2 separate regions of the Homo sapiens genome follow, and region 1 is linked to region 2. The links are chromatin loops, found by intact Hi-C in ENCODE. Cell type or tissue: heart left ventricle. All regions are shown on one strand. Each heading gives the region's core, and the rest is flanking DNA. Links, peaks and the distances in the headings are about the cores only.

Region 1 (12,357 bases), core at 3,435-5,934, 610 kb after region 2:
GCAACTGGGACACAGGCCGCCATGTCTCAAGGCCGTACAGAGCAGCAGGGCCCTGGGCCTGGCCCACAAAACCGTTTTTTCCTCCTAGACCACTGGGCTTGTGATGGGAGGGGCTGCCATGAAGATCTCTGAAATGCCCTGGAGACATTTTTCCCATTGTCTTGGCTGTTATCGTTCAGCTTCTCTTTACTTATGCAAATTTCTGCAGCTCGTTGCTTGAATTTCTCCCTAGAAAATGAGTTTTTCTTTTCTACCATATGATCAGGCTGCAAATTTTCCAAACTTTTATGCTCTGCTTCCCTTTTAAACATAAGTTCTAATTCCAGAACATCTCCTTGTGAACACATATGATTTAACGCTTTTAGGAACAGCCAGGTCACATCTTGAATCTCTGCTGTTTAGAAATTTATTCTACCAGATACCCTAAATCATCTCTCTCAAGTTCAAAGTTCCACAGATCTCTAACGCAGGGGCAAAATGCCACTAGTCTCTTTGATAAAGCATAGCAAAAGTAACCTTTGCTCCAGTTCCAATAAATTCCTCATCTCCATCTGATATGATTTGGCTCTTGGTCCTCACCCAAATCTCATCTTGAATTGTAATCTGCATGTGTCAAGGGAGAAACCTAATGGAATGTTATTGGATTGTGGGGGCAGTTTCCCTCATGCTGTTCTTGTGATAGTGAGTGAGTCTCACAAGATCTGATGGTTTTAAAAGTGGCAGTTTTTCTTCTGCTTGCACTTCACTTCTCTCACCTGCCACCATGTGAGACATGTCTGCTTTTGCTTCTCCCGTGATTGTAAGTTTCCTGAGGCCTCCCCAACCATGGGGAACTGTGAGTCAATTAAACCTCTTTTCTTTATAAATCACCCAGTCTTGGGTATTTCTTTATAGCAGTGCAAAAAATGGACTAATACAACATCTGAGACCACCTCAGCCTGGACTTCATTGTCCATATCACTATCAGAATTTTGGTCAAAACCATTCAACAAGTCTCTAGGAAGTTCCAAACTATCCTACATCTTCCTGTCATCTTCTGAGCCCTCCAAACTGTTCCAACCTCTGCTCATTACCCAGTTCCGAAGTCACTTCCACATTTTCAGATATCTTTATAGCAGTGCCCCACTTCTCTCAGTACCAATTTTCTGTATGAGTCCATTTTTACACTGCTATAAAGACCTACTTGAGACTGGGTAAATTATAAAGAAAAGAGGTTTAATTGACTCACACTTCCACATGGCTGAGGAGGCCTCCGGAAACTTACAATCATGGTGGAAGGCAAAGGGGAAGCAAGCACATCTTACATGGCAGCAGGGGGAAGGGGAAGCTGCCAAACACTTTAAACCATCAGATCTCATGAAAACTCACTTGCTATCATGAGAACAGCATGGGGAAAACCACCCCATGATCCAATCACCTCCCACCAGGTTCCTCCCTCAACACGTGGCGATTACAGTTCGAGATGAGATTTGGGTGGGGACACAAAGCCAAACTACATCATCTTCTAAAACATCTATTTCTTTTCAGAAAGGGTGTCTTTTTAAAATTGATACATAATAATTGTATTCAAATGTCTTCACTTCTGACAACAGACGAGTGGGATTTTCCAAGCAATTCTCCAACTCTCTGCAGACCCAACTGGTGTCCTACAATTTAGCTTCTGTCACAATCTACCTGGAGATCCACAGTTTTAAGGGCTCACTCCCACAAGACTGCCCCACACTACCACTTGATACTTCAGGTTATCACCTGTAATTTGACCAACTGGCTGTAAATCAGAGGTTCCCACGACCCCTTCCTCAGATTTGATTATTTGCTATGGCGGCTCACAGAACTCAGGAAAGCACTTTACTTACTGTTACCCATTTATTATAAAAAGGATCCAACTCAGGAAGCCAAATAGAAGAGATGCATAGGCTCAGGTATGTGGGAAGGGATGTGGAACTTCCATGCCCCCAATAGATGTGCCACCCTTTCAGCACTTTTATGTTGGAAGCTCCCCAGACCTTCTCCTTTTGAGGTTTAGGGGAGGATTCACTGGGCATCGTTAATTAAATCATTGGCCATTGCTTATTGAATCAATCTCCAGTTCTTCTCACCTCCCTTAGGTCAGGAGGTGGGGCTAAAAGTTTCAACCTTGTAATCACGTGGTTGGTTCACCCTGGCAACAAGCCCCCACTGGACACTTTCCAGGAGCCCCAGCCACCAATCATCTCATTAGCACACAAAAGACACCAACCACTTCTCAAATTCCAAGACTCATAGGAGCTGTGTGCCAGGAAACTACAAAGACCTAGTATATACTTCTTATTGTAAATCATAATATCACACTTAAAATCAGGGAGAAAAGAAAAACAGTATCTTAAGTGTGTAGGTATGTTTTGTGATAGGGAAGGACATGGTGGTGAGGAAAAAGTTATATTGAATCCATCCCTAGGAATTTTATTTCCTGAGAAAGCCTGATAAAATCAACTTGCATTCAGCAAATGCATAACTATAAGCCAGGCATTGTGTTAGGAAGACACTACTTTTATCAAGATGAATTAAAATATTTTCTGACATCAAGTAGGAAGACAGACAATACAATGTGCTAAGTGCTGTGATGGGGTTAAGTACAGAGCCAAAGTTGAGTGGTGGAGAGAGACCAGTTCTGATTGGGGAAGTCTGAAAAGACTTCCAGAAGGGATTTTAATCAAACTAAGTCCGAAATTGTCCAACAGAGTATGACCTTTCCAAGCAGCACTAACAGAATATGCCAAGTAGAAATGAATGAAAACACATGGAGTATGGGAGTACTGGAGAATTATGAGTGGGTGGATTATGTAACCCCTAGTGAGAGGTTATGTTGGAAGAATGAAGTGTGGTCAGATTATGAAGACTCATGGATGTTTGTCCAAAGAGACTGGCTTTTATGAGGCCAGCTATTTTTCATTCAATAGACTTTTAGGTTCCCAAAAGTGCCCTAATGGAAGCACAGGGTGGGTCAAAAGGTCAAGTTTCTGCACACCGCCCCCACCACTCCACCTCACTGCACTTCTTCTCTCTTATGTATCTCTTTTAGATTTTCAACTTGGAAGAAGAGCTTAGTTGTTATTTTTAAGTTTTAAAATCACTCATGTAAACAAGAGTCATAGAAATTTTTTAAGAAAATTAAATGACTGTACTTATATTTTAGAAAGCTAATTCTGGCTGCAAGGTGGGGAAAAGATTAGAGAAAGAAAACGTAAAAGGTAGAAAAAACATACAACTGTTAAAAATAGCCCATACAGGAAGGGCATGGTGGCTCATGCCTATAATCCCAGCGCTTTGGGAGGCAGAGGAGAGTGGATCACAAGGTCAGGAGTTCAAGACCAGCCTGGCCAATATGGTGAAACCCTATCTCTACTAAAAATACAAAAATGAGCTGGGCATGGTGGCACGCACCTGTAATCCTAGCTGCTTGGGAGGCTGAGGCAGGAGAATCACTTGAACCCGGGAGGTGGAGGTTGCAGCGAGCCAAGATTGTGCCCCTGCACTCCAGCCTGGGCAACAACGCGAAACTCTGTCTTAAAAAAAAAAATAGCCCAGACAAGGAATGACAAAGGGTCCAAATCAAGGTAGTGAAAGTAGGGATATGAACAGAAGTAGGAAGAGAGAACAGATTCAAGAGATATTTTAGAGTTTGAATTGATAGCTATTTGCAACTCCTACATCACATGCAGTAGTTTTTGACAGTGTTTGAGCAGAGTTGTCAGGAAACCCTGCACACATTTTCCTTTTCCATTTGTGGACTGGTACAATGTCAGCTGCTGCACTTCAACTCCAATATTACCACAGGGAGGTGAGATAAGGGCCTCTTATAACATTCCAAAGCTTCTAGGTTGATGAGAGTAACAGTTTGTTGACTGATGCGATTTTGTGGAAAGCTACTTTAAACTTAGCAGCTCATGATTGAACATGGAAAAAGCCACCAACACAGTGTTCATTTTGTTACCCAAACACCAGGGGTGAGGTCGTTGCTATGCCACACAGAAAGCCAATCAGTGAGAGGAGGATTGCCAGGAAAGAAGCCTTTTTATTCATGCGATGTCAGCCCAGGAAAATAGGAGATCAGTCTCAAATCTGTCTCCCCTACCAACTGAAATTGAGGGCTTTATGTATCAGGAGGAGGAATGTAAGTACGTGCTGGAAAACAGGAATTAGGAAGGGGAAAGGAGGCAATCCTGACTAATGGGAGGTCGGGCATCTCATTGTCTGGGTGTAGTGTTTTGGTACGTTTCAGTCCCTTGCCTGAGGGTTGGTTTCCTGAGGATGGAACTCAGATAAGACAAATGTAAGTTTCATGTTTTAAGACCTGGAGGACCAATTTCTATGTTTATTCAAAAAATCCAAAAATATCAGCTCTGTGGGAATTGGGCTGGTTTCAATTTGATTTATCCATTCCTGAAGACTGATGAGGTATTTTGTTGCCTCTTTTGTTCTCTCTCCTTCATTCTCTAAAAAACAATTTTAGTCCAACTCTAAGAAAAGAATTTGGGAAAAATAAATTTAGTAAATGAAGCAAGCCATCGATATGGTTTATTTTGTTGTTAAGCTACACTCTTTGTTGTAATGTCATGTGATAGAATGCTTGGCCAAGACTGATCCTTACAGTGGGCCAGCCTTGCAAATGTGCAGAAAGGATCCCATTGTGATTTAAGATGTGATAGTGAGATGCTCATCCCTTATTTCATGCACTCAATTATTCAGTAACTATTTTCTAAGCACCTACTTTGCAAAAGGTCTTTAATCGGTAGGCACTGAGTGTACAGTGGAATGGAACATCAAAGTGGTCTTAGTCTAGCAGAGCTTTCAGTCTTAGCAGGGGAGACAAACATTGAGCAACTAATTATACACTTAATTATTTGATCACTGTTGTGATAACTGCTTTGAAAATGAAAGAAATCTTACTTCACCCAGTCTCCACTTCCATAAGGAAGTGACTTTTGGCTTGAGAGCTGCAGGACAAGTTTCTTCTTCAGCAAATGAGTGGGGAAAAGAAATTCAGGCAGAGTAGACAGTGTAAAGCTGGAGCATGGGCACTAAACAGCTGGGAAAAGGCCACTATGGCTGAAGGGCAGAAATTAATAGGGAGAGTGGCCAGATGAATTAGGAAAGCTCAATCATACTGAGATTGGTAGGCCACGTTAAGGTTTGGTGTTAGCCTAATGTCCTAAGGAATACATTGACAGAATTTGAACAGGTTTGGGGTCAAATGATGAGGCACATTTTGAAGGACCTCTCTGACTTCTTGGTGAAAAATAGATCAGAATAATACAGAAGTGGCTTGGGAGAGACGAAACAAGTGGACTTATCGGAAACTTCTTCCAGTTTCCCAGTTGCAGGCCCTGACACCAACAGCTGAAGCTCCAGAGATGAATCTAGCCTGAGCAGGTTCTATATAGAACTAGGCTTGGCTCAGATGTACCAGGCGGCAGAGTGTGAAATCAATCTTCCTGCTCTAAGTTTGATGTCCTCTGCCTGGCATGTCCCAGGCCGCTAGACCACAGATTTGCCCACTGCAGCACTATCGTCCAGGGCCAAGTTCTGGCTACAGTTTCAGGGTTCCCTTTTGCCCTCCATTTACGACACAGGACTGGAGCCTTTTTCTGAAACCTGCCTTGATGCCTGCCCACATTCACAAGCCTCTAAATTCCACAGTCGTTCACTATAAGCCTGATTGGCCTCCCAGGAGAACAGTGTCTTCCCAAATAAAGCTCCTTTCCACTAGCTGCTGCACCTTCAGCTGTTGATTCCCTCACCAGTCTCCCCTCTGCCTCAGGTCCGAGTCCTTAACTGGACCCTCTTCTAGCCTCTCCAAAAATGCCTCTGAGCTGAGGCTGCTGGATTCATAAAAATGAGCTACAATAAATACCTCACTATGGTGAAGTATCTGTCTAGAAGAACTTCCCTTTAGCAAAAGAGAGCTTTCTTACTCTTTTGAGATCACAAGGTAAGATTTCTTTTTTAAAAATTCCACTGAAAGTACCATTCCAGTGCTCTTTAAGCAGTGATGCACGCAGTTATCAAAGAATCAGGGTTGTGTTTTATGACAAGTGTCGTAAGCTTTGCAAGCTCAAAGTTTTTTCTCAAAAAATGTTTAATTGTTTAGGTTTGTTTGCTTTTAACCAACCTGTGTGTCAAACTCCCATGTTTTTCTGATTTACTGCAATAAAAGTGATATACTTCGGTGCAGAGAGATATTGGGATGTCAAAAGTGTTATGAGTCAAGGAGCTACTGGCATTTAATCTGTAGCAGGTATGCTGTTAGATTTAATAAGCATTTCAGGGTAGTCAGGGTCTTTTTTTTCTTTCTCTATAAACAGGCCTTGTAAAATTTAAATCAAAATATGAAATATAATCCTACAAATAATTCTCCACCCTTACTTTTTCTCTACTCCTGAAAGAGTTAGAAGAGAAAAGATTTCCCTGAGTTTACTGTTCTATATTGCTTTTTCTTTTGTTTCCCTTTTTGCTTTTCCAGTTCAGGCAAGATAGGACCCTCCGTAAAAATTAACTAGCATCTCATAGGACAGAAATCTGAAAAACATGAATAGGTTTCAAGATAATATCTTTTAAAACTCTGTGTTTGTGCTTCCTTTTTAAAGACCTTTTTCTAAAAATAGAATTCTCAGGGTGACCAGAACAAATGCAGATTGGATGAAAAATGTTTCTGCCAAATTGTGAGACTGATGTGAATTGAAGTAGCTGAAATGTAACGCCGTGTTATTGTAATCTGAAGTGTTAAAGCGTGCCCTTCATCTAAGAAATGCAAAATATTTTCAAAACAAGCATCACATGACACTCAGCAGAACAGGTCATATTATTACAGCTCTCCAGAGGAGGTAACTTGTAGAGCAGAGACTTTGGGATGTTTTGCTAAAATACTTTCTTTCTTAATGCAGCTCAGAATTATCAATTTTTTGAAATTGAATTTTACATTTTATTCTGTTCGCTTGGTGGCTGTCAAAAATGCTAAACAATCGTATTTTTTTTAAGTTCCAAAGGATAGTAAAAATATGTGTAAGAGAGAATGATGAAGTTTCAGGAGTTTGTATTTGGTAGACTTTTATGCTGTTTTGGAGTTCTCAACAACACTTGAGTACTTTAGCACTTTGTACTCTGTTCTCAATTTGGGGATTTTTCTTTATCTTTTCTCTCAAGTGCTCTTCTAGCATGTATTTCATAATCTGTGGATTAGTTTAATTTTTCTGCAATGATGAAAACATCAAAGAGCTTTAGACACTTGAGCTGCCGGTTGGAAATTGCAACTCCCAGCTGTACCTAAGCAGAAATAAATAAGCCCCAAAAGGAGAGGTAGGTAGTAGCCTCAAAGAGATCCAGTCGCAAAGCCTCTGTGGGAATTATGGAAGAACAATGTTTCTGCTCACTAGATATATGAGCGTCGTGGCAGGGAGACCAAAATCTGAGGCTAGAGAAAAACAGGAGCAGTACCAGAGGCCTTGGCTTCCCATGGCACATTTGTCAGGAGAGAATTAATTGTTCTTTTCAAATAATTTCAAGAGAGCTTCCCACCTAATGATATGCCCTCCATTCAGTTGATCTTTTGTCTTCTATTCTTTTTATTTCCTTTGTTTATTTTACATAGATGTTTAAGCCTCTGGCTCTTATAATTTCTCAAACTAAAGTCAGTGATTTTTTTTTTTTTTGCTTTTGTGTATTCAATGGGTTATTCCTAGGCATCTGATAAGCTCTAGCTATGTATTTGCCTTTTGTATCCTACAGGCATGGTGTTATCTAGCCATATTTTTAAAACCAATACTGAGAGTTATCTATTTCTATAATGTAGGATTCTCCCAACGTTCACTTATTCTGTTTGAGTCCTCGATCCTGCTCCATCTCCCTGTTTTTCTGAGCTGGCTTAAAGCTCCGACTTCTCTTCTGGAGGATGCTGCCTACCTTTGGCAAAGGAAATTTCAGAAGACCCATCATGGAAGGATGGGGTGGTTAAAAGTTCTTCCTTTTTGTTATAGTTCAATTTCTGTTCATTTATAATTCAAACATACACAACATAAATGGAAGCTGAACTCACACACAAAACGGATAGAATTATCTGGTAAATATTGGAGAACAAAGCTGAGGAAGGGCAGTGTGTGTGTGTGTGTGTGTGTGTGTGTGTGTGCATGTGTGTGTGTGTTTAATTATCTTGATAATTAACAGAAAAACCATTTCTTTGTCTGAGTACTTTGGAAAAGGTGGCTCACTATACCCAGCTTTCACAGGACAGAAACATTTTTAATTTATCTAACCACAGGGAGTCAAGTTTTATGGGGCCTGAAGTGGTCCATCTTGAAGAGGTACCCTTTAAGAAAAACAACAAAAATTTACATATCAAAAATTAGAAACAAAAATGAATATATGTTTGGAAACAGAAAATAAATTGCAACAAAATACAATTAAAAAAACAATACATACATTAAGCATCACTTAAGACAGAAAAATAGCATAATATTTTATTAATTGCCCAATAAACCTCTCTAATAGATGCGTTTTCCCTATTTTTTGGCTTCATACACTGGAAAACCATACAAAATTAAGTGTAACACAAGAGGAATTCAAATACAGTTTTAAATTATTGCCATATTATATTGAGCTACCTAAATGTATAATCAAACTACTCCAATACTACATATATTGACTAAGTTGATGGGTGTTTGTAAGAATTATGTCACTTGAGCACTTATTTTCAGTGTATTGCTGCGTTGTTAGCAGTTTTGTGTGCTGTTTCATCTAGAGCCACTCATCTTTATTTTATATTATTTTTTATTTTATTGTTGAGACAGGGTCTCTCGAGGTTGCCCAGGCTAGCAACTACTGGGCTGAAGTGATCCTCCAGCCTCAGCCTCCTGAGTAACTGGAATGAGAGGCTTAAGCCACTGCACCTGGCTAATAACTGCTCAACTTTATAAGGACACAATATGTCAGACACTGTAAGTGATCTGACATATTGGGAAGTACTCTGCAGTATGCCAAGAGACATGATCGCTATTTGTAAAACTCCTAGAGTTTATAAAGTATGAACACAGGAATTAGATAAATTTTATCTTGCATGATTCTCATCCAACAACAGAAAAAATATAGTGTATTTACCTCTGTACAATCTGCATTATTAAGTATATTCCTGAGAGGAAAGAATAGCCATTTTGCTTAAGTAATGATAAGGGAATTCTCTGCTTCTAATTCCACATTTCTGAAGATTAGAAGAATTTTCCACAGACTAGTTCTCGCTTCATCTTTTTAAATCATTTCTTCTTTTCTACTGTGCGCATACCTCAGGGCTGGGTGCTTTGGGACACACTCATATCACAACATGATTTTTGGTCTTGCCCCTATGTGTCACAATGCCAGGTGAACAGCAGAAGTTTTCTAGAAGTGATTCTTTCGAAGAAATGCCTCATTACACACAGAAGTGACTGCCAACTCCATCCCCCAAATGCCAGACACCAGGGTAAGCATGAGGAGGGAAAGTCTGAGCGAAGCAGCAATCTTAACCAATTGCAGCTCAAAGTTTGCAAATTTTACAAAATTAGATGGTTGTGTGAACATCTTGCTAGGGTGCTTCCCAGGACTTTGGAATGAGCCATGGAAAGAAGGGCCATGAATCTTTAAGCTCCCATAGCTTCTCAGTCAAATTCTTCTGCACTTAACCTAACTTGATCTTTTAAAATGGAACGGTTGCTTTGATTTATCATGGATTAAATCATACATATTAATCATATAAATTAAAGGCATTTATTCTGTCTTAACATCTATAAAGGCCTGGCATGGTGGCTCACACCTGTAATCACAGCATTTTGGGCAGCCAAGGCGGGCAGATCACTTGAGGTCAGGAGTTCAAGACCAGCCTGGCCAACAGAGTGAAACCCCATCTCTACTAAAAATACAAAAAAATTAGCCTGGAGTGGTGGTGGGTGCCTGTAATCCCAGCTACTCAGGAGGCTGAGGCAGGAGAATCGCTTGGACCCAGGAGGCGGAGATTGCAGTGAGCCGAAATTGTGCCATTGCACTCTAGTCCAGGTAACAAGGGAGAAACTCCACCTAAAAAAAAAGCAAAAACAAAAACAAAATCTATAAGCATATTTGCAAACATATTGGAAAACATGGAAAAAACAATGAAAAGGCATTTCAGTCATATAGCAAAATAGCTGATGTGTGTTATGTCAATAGCTTTCTTCTCACTTTGTTCTGTCTGCTTCCTATACTTAGCAATAAGAAAATACCGTAATTATTTCACTTACCTGCCCCTCTGTTCTTAAGTATCTCTTTTTCCTCTAATTTTGTTATGTAAAAGGTATGGTTTAGAATGTGCCAATCAGACCTCAACTTTCCATTGTGGAGTATGCAAGGCCACAGAGATTTCGTACAACTACGATGGGACAAATAAATACAAATTTGTGAACAAAACTAAAGTATCTGTGAATCAGTTCAAATATCTACAAATAAGAAGTCATCTATTTTCTGAAACTACATACTAACTTAAACTTCACAGTTTTTTCTTTTTTTATTATTATTATTATTATACTTTAAGTTTTAAGGTACATGTGCACAATGTGCAGGTTTGTTACATATGTATACATGTGCCATGCTGGTGTGCTGCACCCATTAACTCGTCATTTAGCATTAGGTATATCTCCTAATGCTATCCCTCCCCCTTCCCTCCACCCCACAACAGTCCCCCGTGTGTGATGTTCCCCTTCCTGTGTCCACGTGTTCTCATTGTTCAATTCCCACCTATGAGTGAGAACATGCGGTGTTTGGTTTTTCGTCCTTGCGATAGTTTACTGAGAATGATGATTTCCAATTTCATCCATGTCCTTACAAAGGACGTGAACTCATCATTTTTTGTGGCTGCATAGTATTCCATGGTGTATATGTGCCACATTTTCTTAATCCAGTCTATCATTGTTGGACATTTGGATTGGTTCCAAGTCTTTGCTATTGTGAATAGTGCCACAATAAACATATGAAACTTCACAGTTTTTTCTACTCCTCATTTATTAATTCAACAAATATTTGCTGTACATGGACCCTACAGCATGGTGGACCAGATAGCCATGATTCAAGTAATTAAACAGGCCAGGCACAGTGGCTCATGCCTGTAATCCCAGCACTTTGGGAGGCTGAGGCAGGAGGATCGCTTGAGGTCAGGAGTTCGAGACCAGCCATGGCCAACATGATGAAGCCCCATCTACCCCATCTCTACAAAAAATACAAAAATTAGCCGGGCATGGTGGCGCATGCCTGTAATCCCAGCTACTCAGGAGGCTGAGGCAGGAGAGTTGCTTGAACCTGGGAGGCAGAGGTTGCAGTGAGCCAAGATCTCACCACTGCACTCCAGCCTGGGTAACAGAGCAAGACTCTGTCTCAAAAAAAAAAAAAAAAGTAATCAAACAAATAAGCATTATAATGGCAAACTGTGATCTGTGCTACGCAGGAAACATTGTGAGGATAAAATAACAGGGAGATCTAATCTACTGTATTTTTCACTGGGCAAGAAGAGACAAGGACAGAGAAGGTTTCCTTGAGAAAATGGCATTTAATTTGGGCCTAAAGTGTGAATTGCTGTTAACACAGTTAATAAGAGGAGGAAACAGGTATTGCAGGTAGAGGGTGTAGTATGTGAGAAGGTCATAAGAAAGCAAGGAGTAGCATCATTCGAAGAACTAAAAGAACGTTTGTATGCACAATGAGCAAGGAGGGGCACAGCACAGGACAAAGCTAGAAATCAGGCAGGTCACATCATACAGACACTTCCAGGATTTGGGACAAGTGATAACAGCGTTTTAAACAAAGGGGAGCACAGTCAGATTTAAACCTTAAAAAAACATACTCCTGAGATAGAAAGAAGATGGAAAACTTGGGAGAAGTGATACTTCCCTATCATTTTTATCACTTGGACAATTACCATGTTCATGTTTTAATATTTATAAAATAACAACGAATACATTTTATTCCTAAGAGGGAGTGCAAACTAAAACAAATGAACCTTGTTATATTTCAAAAGAATAACATAAACACGCAGGAGGGCGTAGGGGCAGGAAAGGGCAATTCAAGTACAGGCGTACTTCACTTTATTGTGCTTCCCTTTATTGCACTTCCAGATACTGTGTTCTTTACAAACAGAAGGTTTGTGGCAACCCTGACTCAAGCAAGTCTATCCAGCACCATTTTCCCAACAACATGTACTCACTTTATGTTCCTGTAGCACACTTCAGTAACTCCTGCAATATTTCAGAATTCTTCAGTGTTATTATATCTGTGTTGATCTGTGATCAGTAACCTTTGATGTAACTACTGTAGTGGTTTTGGGGCACCATG
Region 2 (12,357 bases), core at 6,478-8,977:
TGCTCACTATTAGGGCATAAATAAAACCCATGACCTAGTCAGTCCAGCAGTAGCACGTGAATGATAGAGTGCCATGGCTACAGTTTAAGACAGCACACATTATTGTCCTTCTATAGTCAGACAGCATCAGGAGTTTATGCAAATTTGCTGAACTCATCTTCAGCACCCTCACATCTTAGGAATTTATAAACTTTCCCATTCTTGAGGATGGCTAGCATATTGAGGTGTTTCTTCAAGTGTATGTATGACTGGATATTGTACTCATTTTTTCCTGCTGTCTGTACTGTGGTATAAAGCCTGGCTTAGACTCTGAAGCTTTGAGAGAGAGAGAGAGAGTGTGTGTGTGTGTGTGTGTGTAAGAGAGAGAGACTTAAATGGTTTATCAAACAACTAAAGATATAAGCTTTGTCTCTCAAGCAGGAATGGGCATTTTTATGAGAACTGGGTTTTCATTTTCATATATACAGATTCCTGGGATGATGATAGCAGCTCAGCTACAGATTCCTGTCAGTGAAGTCCCTGCAGAGGACAGATGAAGCCCTAAATTAGGTCCCTAAGGATAGTGGGGGCTGCCACTGTTATCTCTGTTTTCTACCCAGTTGAGTATCCTAAAAAACTTAAGAGTTGTTCACAGTGGAGATGAAAGAAAGGATTTGGGACTGAGTTACGGTAGTAACAGTCAGTTTTGAAATTTTAAGCAAAACCTCAAGGCCTGGAGGTTGATAATGATACACCAGTTGATGATGATTTCTGTTAAGGCTTTGAATGTGCATTAATTTCATCTCCAAATAGGAAAAAATATCTGTGGCTTAATAATATTGTATTTAATAATCCAGGACTTTTTGTGTCAGTATTCTCCCCTGGTACATGGTTGAACTCCACCAACCACCTGCCCTTATTTCTTATCCATATACAAGGAAAGGAAGCAAAACTATACAAATCCAAATGGTGTAATGTATATGTGTTTTGTTATTAGTCATATACCGACTCATAAAATCATCGAATGTGTTATTAGCATTTTGTTAAAATATGCATGCTGTTTTCTCTAGTCTTTTCTCAAGCCTCTGAAGTCCCTCTGTATTCTGCTATAATTTTGTTACTGAGAAGTAAAGTAATTGTGTCTCTTACTTCAGGCTGTCAAGTTTGAATGGAACCTTGAGAGTCCTTTAGTGCAACTTCTACTCCACCGCTCCTTGCAGAGCATCCAGGTTGCCCATCGTCTTTACTGGTAAGATTAACTAAATCAGGCAAGGATGCCTTTTTAATTGCCACCTTCTCTATGGGGCAGCTTTAGAGGAAGCAGAATATTTCTTTACCTTATAATTGATACAGACCATAAAATTCAGGCAGTTTTGAGTCTTTGTCAATGTCATTTTTATTTAAGAGGATAATGTGTCATCATTTTCAAAATCTACCAGTTGGACAGTTGCTACTGTTAATCAGGAAGTTAAATCCAAACAGAATTTCAAATCTGAATGATGCCTTTCTTGTAGCTTTAAATGACAAGTGCAATTTGTATATCTACTCCTTGAAGATTTTAATGTAAAATCTAGTTATGAGACTGAATGTTTTTGGAAGAATATGTGGTATAAAAATACTTTCTGTGCAATATTAGTTATAAACCATAAAATTCAAAGGCTAATGTATACTCATTCTGTTGAAAATTTCTAGAGCACTAAACTTTTCCCAAAGCATAAATTTGAAATATTATTAGTGAAGAAATAAGACTGATTCATAAGATGCCAGAATGTCTATAGCAACACCTGAGGATATTAGCATTTCAGTTTCCCCATAGTTTCTGCCAGAACTTAGCTTCTGTACATCAACCCCACTATTCCTTCACACACCGAATTAAGATTGTCAAAAGATGCTATTCCTGAGAAGGCTTGTCAGTTGGACAGTTGCTAGTGGAGACTAACGAATGCTAAAGGTGAAGTAGAAGAAGTTCAAGGACCTGGATTAGCTTGTGAATTTCCAGTCATCAGCCCAGGCTGGGTATATGACTGGAGCAGCTGTACCACATTCTCTACAACACCACGATATATGGAAGGGTATTATACCTACCATTTCCTGTACTTTAAATATCTTTAATGTTGCCATTCTCCAATTCCATATGGCATGTCCAACGTTCAGGGTGTCTATAGTATGATTGGAAATGGGTCCTGATGAATATGAAGAGATGGAAGAGAAAGATGAGGGGGAGGAGAAAAAATGATAATGATGATGCTGATGATGATTCAGCAGATATGGATGAATCAGAAGAAGATGAGGAGAAAGAGAGAGTAGAGTCTTTGATGTTCCCATTTGTAGATGCCACTGCTCGTGCCTTTTTTAGCAAGCCTTCTGCTGATGGAAGCATTGGGATGATTCTAGTCTGCTAAATAGATTTCTCAATAATGTAAATAACTAAATTATTCTCAGCATATAGCAGGAAAACCAGAATGAAATATTGTTCCAGGCCCTGTGTTCTGTATGACATTACATTAGGAATTGGATTGTTTTGGTTTGTTTTGTGTTTTTGAAGTAAAGAAGGAAATGGGTTGCTTTTTTTCTCTAGCTAAAGGACAGACATTTCTTTTTTTTTTTTTTTTTTTTTTTTGAGTCGGAGTCTCACTTTGTCACCAGGCTGGAGTGCAGTGGTGCAATCTCAGCTCACTGCAACCTCCAACTCTCTGGTTCAAGCGATTCTTCTGCCTCAGCCTCCCGAGTAGCTGGGACTACAGGCACACACCACCACGCCTGGCTAATTTTTGTATTTTTGGTAGAGACAGGGTTTCACCACATTGGCCAGGATTGTCTTCATCTCTTGACCTCATGATCTGCCTGCCTTGGCCTCCCAAAGTGCTGGGATTACAGGTGTGAGACACCAAGCCCAGCTGACATTTCTTCCTTTTAAAATATTTTATACTTAAAAACATAGAGAAATGGAGAGAGAATTGTTTTGAATAAGGATTTAAAGTGTAGCAGAAATACCTACACAAGGGTAGATAAATACCATGTGACTGAATGATTCTGTGAAAAGATTTCCTGAAGTTAAGAGTTATTTATAAATGAAATAAAATTTCTAATTAGGCCAATCCATGTAGTGATTTCTTATATTTTGTACTCACAGAGAACTAATTGGATAAATAACTTGAATGCTAGTGGTTTGTCCTTTCTTACACAATATATCCTTGGATTTAAAGTCTTTGTCATCAAGACCTTGACTTTGAATTTTTCATCACTACAACCTTGAATTTAATTTCAAGTCTTCAACATGATGACCTTGAATTTAAAGTCTTCAACACTATGACCTTTATCATATTATTCATAGATGCATCATTTTTGAAATGTAGTATGTAAAAGTATTTATGGGTTGTTTATTAACAAAAAAAATTCTTTGCGATGTCTCATGTGGTTTAAAATTACTATTTCTGTTTTGTTTCTCCTTTATACACTTGACTATCTAACTTTGTGATAAGTGACATGAATTTTATGTTAGGATTAAGTGTGTTTTCCTGAAACATTGATTTTTTTTTGTGATTATATAATTGAGAGTTAAGAATAAAATCCTTCTAATGTTAAAAACTCACTTATTAAAAACAAATTTTGGTTCCAATCCTGTTTTCAAAAAACGATTTATCCTATTATCACCTACACTTGATTCTATTGAACATAATATTCTTTGCATACTGTTCTTCCTACTTTCCTTTGTATTGTTAACCTTGTTGATTCAATTTTAATTTCATAGGACAAAGTTTTAACAATTATAAGTTTCAATGACCTAAGGATAAAATTAGATCTATGTTTTACTCTCCTGAATGTATGACAGGCATCATTTAGTTGCTTTGATTGATAGTTAAGACCACTAAATAACAGGAAAACAGCAAGTCAATATCATTTTGGAGTGTCATATTTTTCTGCTTCAAGAAATGTTACTCATAATGAGATCACTCTTCTCATGAAAATCACTCAAGAAGATGTAGCAAAGAAGATACACAGGAACTTGGTCGGAGACTGTTTGATTTGATGCTTATTTTCATTTTAAATGCCTAATTTAAAAAGCAGAACAATTCCTCTAGCATGTTATTATAATAAAACATAAGATACATTGACTGGCATGAGGCCCTTCCATGAATAGACTCTTATTAAAGCTCTGAATGAAGTCTTATTTTCTTCAGTTTTTCAGAAAGCTACTTTGGGGCAAAGGAAAGTTAAGTGGATACACTTTGTGGTGTTCTGCTGTCATATTAAATGTAAGACTCCATTAAACTCAATGTTTAATTCCCTTAAAACTTTACTGTTTTTTGCATGCATTATTAAAATGCACACATATTAAAAAAGTAACATAGCCAGATAACAATTTTTATTTTAATATTTGAACAAAAATATAAAAATATATAAAGTATAAAATATATAAAAGACAATGTTTTAGGCGGGCGTGGTGGCTCACGTCTGTAATCCCAGCACTTTGGGAGGCCAAGGCTGGTGGATCACCTGAGGTCAGGAGTCCGAGATCAGCCAGGCCAACACGGTGAAACCCCCATTTCTACTAAAAATACAAAAATTAGCCGGGCCTGGTGGCGGGCGCCTGTAATCTCAGCTACTCAGGAGGCTGAGGCAGGAGAATTGCTGGAACCCGGGAGGTTGCAGTGAGCCGAGATCGCGCCATTGCACTCCAGCCTGGGCTGACAACAGCGAGACTCCATTAAAAAAAAAAAAAAAAAAAGTTTTAAAAGTATATTAAAAATATAATAAAATATTAAAGACTTATTCTAATTGACTAACGATTGTTAAAATACTTGGACCACCTCAGTAAGTTCTTCATTTGCTAAAGTTGTATGAAAAGTGGAGTCATTTGAAAGGCAACAATGGGTGCACACAAAGTGGTAAATCAATGTCATACTTGCAAATTCATGTAAACACAATTACGTCACTGTTTCCAAAAAGGTTGGAAGGGAAGCTTTTTTGTGTATAATTCTCATCCTTTCGAAAAAAAAAATCAAGCCCATTTTTCCTTTCAGTGATTCAAGGAGAAACTAAGAAGGAATAGAAAAGAATATAAATTATAAATGGACTGTTTGTTTTGAGAGCTTTGTTTGTAAGAATATGAAAAAAGAGAAATAAAACAGGAAGGAGTTTTCTTTAACTTTTAAGTCCAGGGTCACACGTGTAGGTTTGTTACATAGGTAAACATGTGTCATGGGGATTTATTGTGCAGATTATTTCATCACCCAGGTATTAAGCCTATGACCTATTAGTTATTGTTCCTGATCCTCTAAGGGGGGAGATTCAAAAGTGCCTACATCCCCTTAAAACAAATAAAAATTAAGAATCAGGCAACATGCACTAAGCATAAAATAATATTAATTATATTTAAAATATATCAGAGTTAAAAAATATAGCTCAAGCCAAGCATCATATTTAGGGAGTGACTGCTTCTGTGCAAAATGTTTGTGTTAAAACTTTAAAGATGCAGCTCCCATCTCACGATTCATGAAAAAAAAATACTCAAAATATCTTTCCTTAAAAAAAAGTCTTATTTAAAAAAAAAAAAAACTAGAAACCCATCAGTCATGAGTTTATGAGATTTTTTTTCACGTGGATGAATTACTGCTTCCTCAGATTCACCATATTCAAAACTGAACTAAATATCCTGTCTTGCTCACACAGGTCTTGAGGTCTTCCTTGTTTCTCACTAACATGACCAATTATTCACCAAGCCCTATAACTCTATATATCCTCAACAGCGCTCCCTGCTCCACAACTTCCACCTGTCACTATCAGTGATCAGAAAGTTGCCTCACCAGATACTGAGCTATGAATAAGTAAGATTGGAATGAAAACCATCTTGACTACTTGGCATCACTGTGGGTAGCCTTTCTGAGAGGTGAAATTGACTTAGGCTCACGTGAGTCTCTTCCACTGGAAGAGTGAATGTAGGATGAATAGCCCCTATTTTCCAAGGCAAGTGAGTTAACTAGAAGCTTTGTGTTTGAATTTAAAAGCTTTACCTCACAGTTTGCATCCTAAAAGGTGGCTATAAATGGGAACCATAACATTTGGAGCTTATGCCCAGGAGGCCCCTCCCCCATTATGTAACAATTAATTACAAAAGCTTAAATGTAGTGCCCCTTTCCATTTGGAATAGGAAACACTTTAACCACTAGTCAAGTATTGAGTTGAGTGGTGGCCCCAAAGAAGATATGTCCACAGCCTAACCTCAGAAACCTGTGATTTGTGAATGTGACCTTATGGAGAAAAAGGGTCTTTGACGATAGAATTTAATTAAAGATCTTGAGATTAGTTCCCCCTGGATTATCAGGGTGAGCCCTGAATCCAATGCCAAGTGACCTAAAGAGAGGCAGAAGAGGAGAAGACACACACAGAGAGAAGGTCATGAAAAGGGAGGCATTGATTGCAGCCTCAAGCCAAGGAATGCCTAGAGCTACCATAAGCTGGAAGAGGCAAGGAAGGTTCTCCCCGGAGCCTTGGGAGAGAGCACAGCCCTGCTTACACCCTGATTTTGGACTTCTGGCCTCCAGAACTGTGAGAATACATTTCTGTTATCACTAGTTTGTGTTAACTTGTTACGGCAGCCACAGGAAAATAATATAACAGACTTTATGAAGGCTCTGAGTCAATTGCCTAGGATGTCACATCATCAGGAAGCTTTCCCTGACCCTCTCCCAGCCACCATCTGGGATTGAGTATTGCTTCCACATCATGTCAAACAGCATACTGTTCATGACTCTGCCAGACATCATATCACACTCCCTTGACACCACTGCTGCCCTGTCCCTTCCCCCTCTTAGTCCACAGAGTAGCTCAAGACAGCAATCATGTCACACTCTTCCATGTACCAATCCAGCACAGTATCTGAAACTCAGTAGATACTCAAAAAATGTTTTAAAAATTATGAATCCACAGAAATGTCTGTAAGGCCATCAATATTTTCACACACAGTACTGGAAATTCCATGGTACTCAGGGAATATGAAATTGGGCACTGTCAAAGGCACTGCTGTGCGCCTCTACCTGGCTGCTGCACCCACTCCCATCTGCTGCAGTGACTGCTAACAAAATACGGCCCCTTCTCTGGAGAATTAGCCTCTGATTCCACAGCCCCCTGGCCTACGAAGTGGGAAAATCTCTAAGATATAATTTACATTCCAGAGCCTCCCCATAAATCAGATCAAGGTTAGACTTGACCCGAGATCTCATCCTTGTTAATTCCTTTCCCTTCCCTATAATTCTGCTCTTACTCCCTCATAAGATTTTTCCTGAAGAGCACTTCTTCAGTAAATCACAAACAGTGAAATTCTGCCTCATGTCCTGTTCTAGAGAACCTGACCTACAATAAGTATTTCTTATGGAAGATAAAAATTTAAATATGTGTTTTTAGAAACTGGAGCATCAGTATGCTATGGGATACATCGTAGGTAGAACAACAGTATTGCAGTCTTTCCCACTCCTCCTACCAAGTCTGATTGAACAAACTCCAAGAGAGAACCAATTGGAATGAAAAACTGTCTGGTAGGAAACCATATTATAACACAGCTCCTTTTATAAGGTGTCACTTAAGGCACCTAATGCAAAAATCTCTTCAAAATGTTCCTTTCAAAGTATGGGGATAACCTGAAGTGAGGCTCCCATTTGCAAGCTCTATCAATGTAAGGATCTTTTTTCTGCTTTATTCACTGATATATCACAAGTACCTAGAACAGTACTTGGCACTTTATAGACATTCAATAATTTACTATTCAATGTATGAATAGGATTAAGTTTCCTGGACTCAGCTGTGCACATGCAGACTTATGTCGATAGGGGGTGGAGGAGAGCTGCTTCAGAGGTCAACTAAGAGCTGGCCTGGCTAAAGCAATTCCAGGAGATTGACCTGATCAGAAACGAGGCAATGGATATCACTAGTGAAACCAAAACTGGAGAAGAGGGAGAATGTGAGCAGAAGTCCAGGACAAACCAAGACAGGAGTTAGGGCCTAAGAACAAGTTGATGGAGCAGCATCTTCTGTACCAGTTGAGAAAACCACGAAATGAATTAAGCCAATGTTGTCTCTGGTACAGGGTATTAAATGACCATATCCTGTGACTTTAATATGCTATCCATAAAACTGAGATGATCCAAAAATCTGTCCATTTTTTTTTTAAATAATCTTCCCTCAACTCTTTTATCTAAAATTTTGGGGGCAAGTTCTCAAGTCACAGATGACTTTAAATAAAGCAAAAAGATGTGGAAATTTGGCATCATGAGATTCAAAGTCACAGTTGTCTCTCTCACCCGCCTCTCCACAATACGTATCCCCTAATGCCTGAAATTCTCTCATTTGCAAGTCACTCCTTGAGGTTAAGTATTGCTCTCTTCCAGCAGTTCTCTTCTAATATGAAAATATATATATTCTGAACCTAATGATTATGGGAATTAGTTTATCATTTTTTCATTAATGTGACAAACATAGAGATGATGGACACTGTTGAATGATTAACAATAAAACAAAGGATGATCCTTGCCTTAAAGAAGCTCAGGGGCTAACATTAGCATCCAGGCAGGAGGAAAGAGCCCACTGGCCACGTGGCAGGGACAGAGTAGAGAGAGGGAACTCAACAAATTTTGTCCACTTTACAGTTTTGCCTATGACCTTTTCCAAATAAAAGCAGAGAGGCAAGGCCAGACATCCAGTGAGTAAAAAAGTCTGTGTGCTCCCATTCTGTCAGTTTTAAATACTGATAAAGGCTTACAAATGAATACACAAAGGAGGTAAATGCTCTCTCTTTTTGTTTTGATGTCTGGAACACTCCCTGAAGCAAGGGGAAAGAGCTGTACTTCAGGGAGGTCTTGCAGAGCAATACAGCACACATGATACAGAATCCATAGGGGGCTTTAAAGCCTCAGCCCTTTACCTTTGAGAATCATTATTTTGCAACTAATTTATTTTTTTACCTTTACAATGTAATAAATGATGAATTATTGCTTCATCTTTTGTTAGGGAAAGATATGTCTCACTGACTTTTAATATTGATCTGCTGTAATCATCTTTCCACTTTGTTGTCCTCAGAAATGTATACACAGGATAGAATCCCTACCTTCAGCAACTTGCTTAAACCAAAAGCAACTGTTCTCTATCCCAACCAACCTGAAGGAAAAGAGGCAGATAGTGGTAACAAGGTTTCCTTTGTACACAATAATCTGTAAAATCCATTAGCATAGTTTTCCAGTGAAGGCATAATACAGGAACAGTTGTTTTTGTCTGTTTTGTTTCTATTTTATGCAATAGAGATTTTATGTAGTTCCTTTAATAAAAAGATTTTTAAAATACCATACAATCTTTAAATAAATTTGGTGTCATTTAAGCCTTATTACTGCTAATAAATATCTATGAAAATAGAATCTTATACAAACTTCTACCACAAATCAAGTCAAAAGCCAAGAAAAGAGCTCCAGCATCAATGTATCACTGGTTTAAATCATTTTTCCCTCAAAATCTTCTATTTTGTTAAGAAAAAGTGAAGAGTTATGGAAATGAACATTATGTATATACATAATGAACTCAAATGTTGAAACTTGGACCCACCCAGGCCTTTGGGAACTGAGCTTCCTAATCCACTGTCCAGCAATTTTTCATTATAATAACCACATCCAATTACATCACTGCTTCCTTAGATAGTAATCTGGTTTCCCTATAATAATGTTAGTCCCCCACTGTCATAGTTTATACTAGAGATTTGGGTTAAGTCCCTGAAAAGCAGTATTATAGTGTTTAATTATTTATTGTTTCTCAATCAGACTGACTTTGCTCTAGCCAACAAAAAATATGGTTGGCAAAAAGGCATTCTGTTTAGAAATTATTCTTGTCTTCTAATAATATTTGAATTTGGCATCCAAAAGGAATACACTAACAGATATTCATAGAGTTACAGTATTTTGAAGCCAAATGGGACTTGAAGGATCATCTGCTATCCCAGAAAGGGATCTCAACATGTTAAGTGATTTTTCCAATGACAATCATCTAAGCTGACTGAAGAATTGAAATTAAAATACGTTTATGATATCTCATGCCCAATTCAGATTTCTTTCTAATTCAACATCTACTTTCAAAAAAGGGTAATTTGAAGAATTCAGGAAATGTTTGTTTTTTCTATCAATTAGGAACTCATTCAAGTACTGAAGATGTGACTTTTTTTTTTTAACTTAAGAGCAAAACTGAAATGAAAACCATATTGAAAATTGAGATATTTAAAAGCTCAAAATTGTTGCCCCTAGTTGTTGGCATGACTCACAAGTGCTGTCAGTTGTAAATGTTAATAAGTAGGTATATACAATAAGCCCACTAAAATTGTATCCTTGAAGGAGCTTTGAAGTAGATAGCAGATTGTTTCCAGAATCTTTCTTTTATAGTGTCTAATTGATATTTAAAACATTAAATGTGTCCCGGCGTGGTGGCTCATGCCTATGATCCCAGTACTTTGGGAGGCCGAGGAGGGTAGGTCATGAGATCAGGAGTTTCAGACCAGCCTGCCCAACATGGTGAAACCCCATTTCTACTAAAAATACAAAAATTAGCTGGGCGTGGTGGCAGGTGCCTGTAATCCTAGCTACTTGGGAGGCTGAGGCAGGAGGCTGAGGCAGGAGAATCACTTGAACCCAGGAGGCGGAGGTTACAGTGAGCCGAGATCACGCCATTGCACTCCAGCCTGGGTGAAAGAGCTAGACTCCATCTCGAAAAAAATAAATAAATAAAAATAAAACATTAAGTGTGCTCTTTTAGTTTTACTATTAAACCATGAGTTATGATAACAATAACTGAGTAATCTACTTAGTAGACTCACTTTGTACTTATTTTTCAGCACCTATTTCATAAAACCAAGACTTTCTCAGTTTTCTCAAAAACACTGTTCAATTAAGCAACTACCAATTATGCTAATACAATTAAGTCACCCATTTCATCAAGTTAAATGAGTTAGAAAATAAATCCCTCTAGGATGGGAAAGAACATGACAATAATAAAATGTAGGCAAATGAGTGTTTGGTTTCCTTCCAACTAAAAATACACAGTAAGCAGTAGGGTACAGGCCTGAAGGACAGGGAAAAGATCTGGGATGGTGACAGAAAATTGAATGTCATCAGCTCATTGATGGGACTTACCCAGAATCCTTTCATCTTATGGCTCAGTCATTCCCTATCCTCATCCATTGGTGCTGCAGTAACAGAATATCTGAGAAATAAACAACAGAAATTATTTCTCTAAGTTCTGGAGGCTGAAAAATCCAAGATCAAGATGCTAGCAGGTTTGGTGTCTGGTAAGGGCCCAGTCTCTGCTTCCGAGATTGCACCTTGAACACTGCATCTTCCAGAGGAAAGGACTGTTGTTCCTCATGTTGTAGAATAGTGAAGAAAAGCAAACTGACTTTTGGGAGACTTTTTTATAAGGGCATGAACCCATTCATGAGTGAATAGATCCTGAACATCTTCCATTAGACCCCCACCTGTCAATACTGTTGCAATGGGGATTAAATTTCCAGCTCATGAATTTTTAAAGGGAACACATTGAAACCATTACATCCCCTAAATTTGGAACTCTCAAATGTATTCCCTGAACCTGGACCCAAATAAGATAGAATCATAGCATATAATCATAGAATCATAGAAAGAGAATCATAGCATAGAATCATAGAAAGAGAATCATAGCATATAATTGTAGAATCATAGCAAGAGAATCATAGCATGATGTTGGAGATGCTTTTAGATGCTAATAGCAGACATCACTTTTGTCTATATTCCGTAGGCCAGAAGTCAGTAATAATGCCCCCACCTAACTGCAAGGTGGCAAAGGAAAGTGGTCCATGTATGTATATATACAGAAGCAAAATGCAGTTTAATTTGGTAAACCTGTAGCAGTTTCTGCCATACAAGTACAACAGCATAGATTATTCAAGAAACCTCTCCATAAAGTGGTAGAGGAAGAGGGCATGAAAGAAAAGCCAATATCCACCTTTCCACATATTAATTGGCTTTCTTTTCAAAAACCAAAATTAGTCTTAACAGACAAAAAAAGATTACTAGCTAACTACTCCAGTAAGAATCATCATTTTAATAGACATCCTCTAAAAATGTCTTTGACTTTTGTCCAAAAATTTTACAAATAATTCCAAGAGATTTAACCTATGGGTACATTTTGTAACCAGGTTTTTTTTTTTTTCTGGAGGGCTCATTATTAAGATATTTATGTAGCCATGGTATACGACTGGCATCTCAGCTCAAGAAATTCAAAACTGAATTCAATATTCCTACCCTCTACCATTTCAATTCTTTCACCCACCATTCCCAAACTTTTAAAAATACACAATGCCCTAGTTTACAGCCA

Evidence for each region. A loop is a pair of places that touch in the nucleus more often than their neighbours do. Peaks named below come from ENCODE experiments on the same cell type or tissue, not always from the same donor. Only the 100,000 strongest peaks of a DNase experiment are listed, where the experiment ranks them.
Region 1: a loop joins it to region 2, with 6 times the contacts of the local background. A loop is called at or near these places in 3 of 110 quality-filtered maps.

What each region holds. Positions count from the first base shown.
Region 1 is chr12:19,032,948-19,045,304 of GRCh38, forward strand. LOC107984527 (a long non-coding RNA gene) reads left to right here and starts at 3,882. Exons shown (of 2, transcript XR_001749033.1): 1 at 3,882-4,153. RefSeq lists a silencer at 3,888-4,182. In heart left ventricle, for the core only: no CTCF peak of the experiment used is centred there; no DNase peak of the experiment used is centred there; H3K4me3 peaks cover 1,797 bases; H3K27ac peaks cover 2,500 bases.
Region 2 is chr12:18,422,812-18,435,168 of GRCh38, forward strand. PIK3C2G (phosphatidylinositol-4-phosphate 3-kinase catalytic subunit type 2 gamma) reads left to right here. Exons shown (of 33, transcript NM_001288772.2): 18 at 1,134-1,228. It overlaps LOC124902891 (a long non-coding RNA gene), which reads right to left. Exons shown (of 3, transcript XR_007063234.1): 2 at 11,139-11,208. Among named protein-coding and RNA genes, the nearest start is that of PIK3C2G, 170 kb to the left of the region's middle. In heart left ventricle, for the core only: CTCF peaks have their summits at 7,784 and 7,989; no DNase peak of the experiment used is centred there.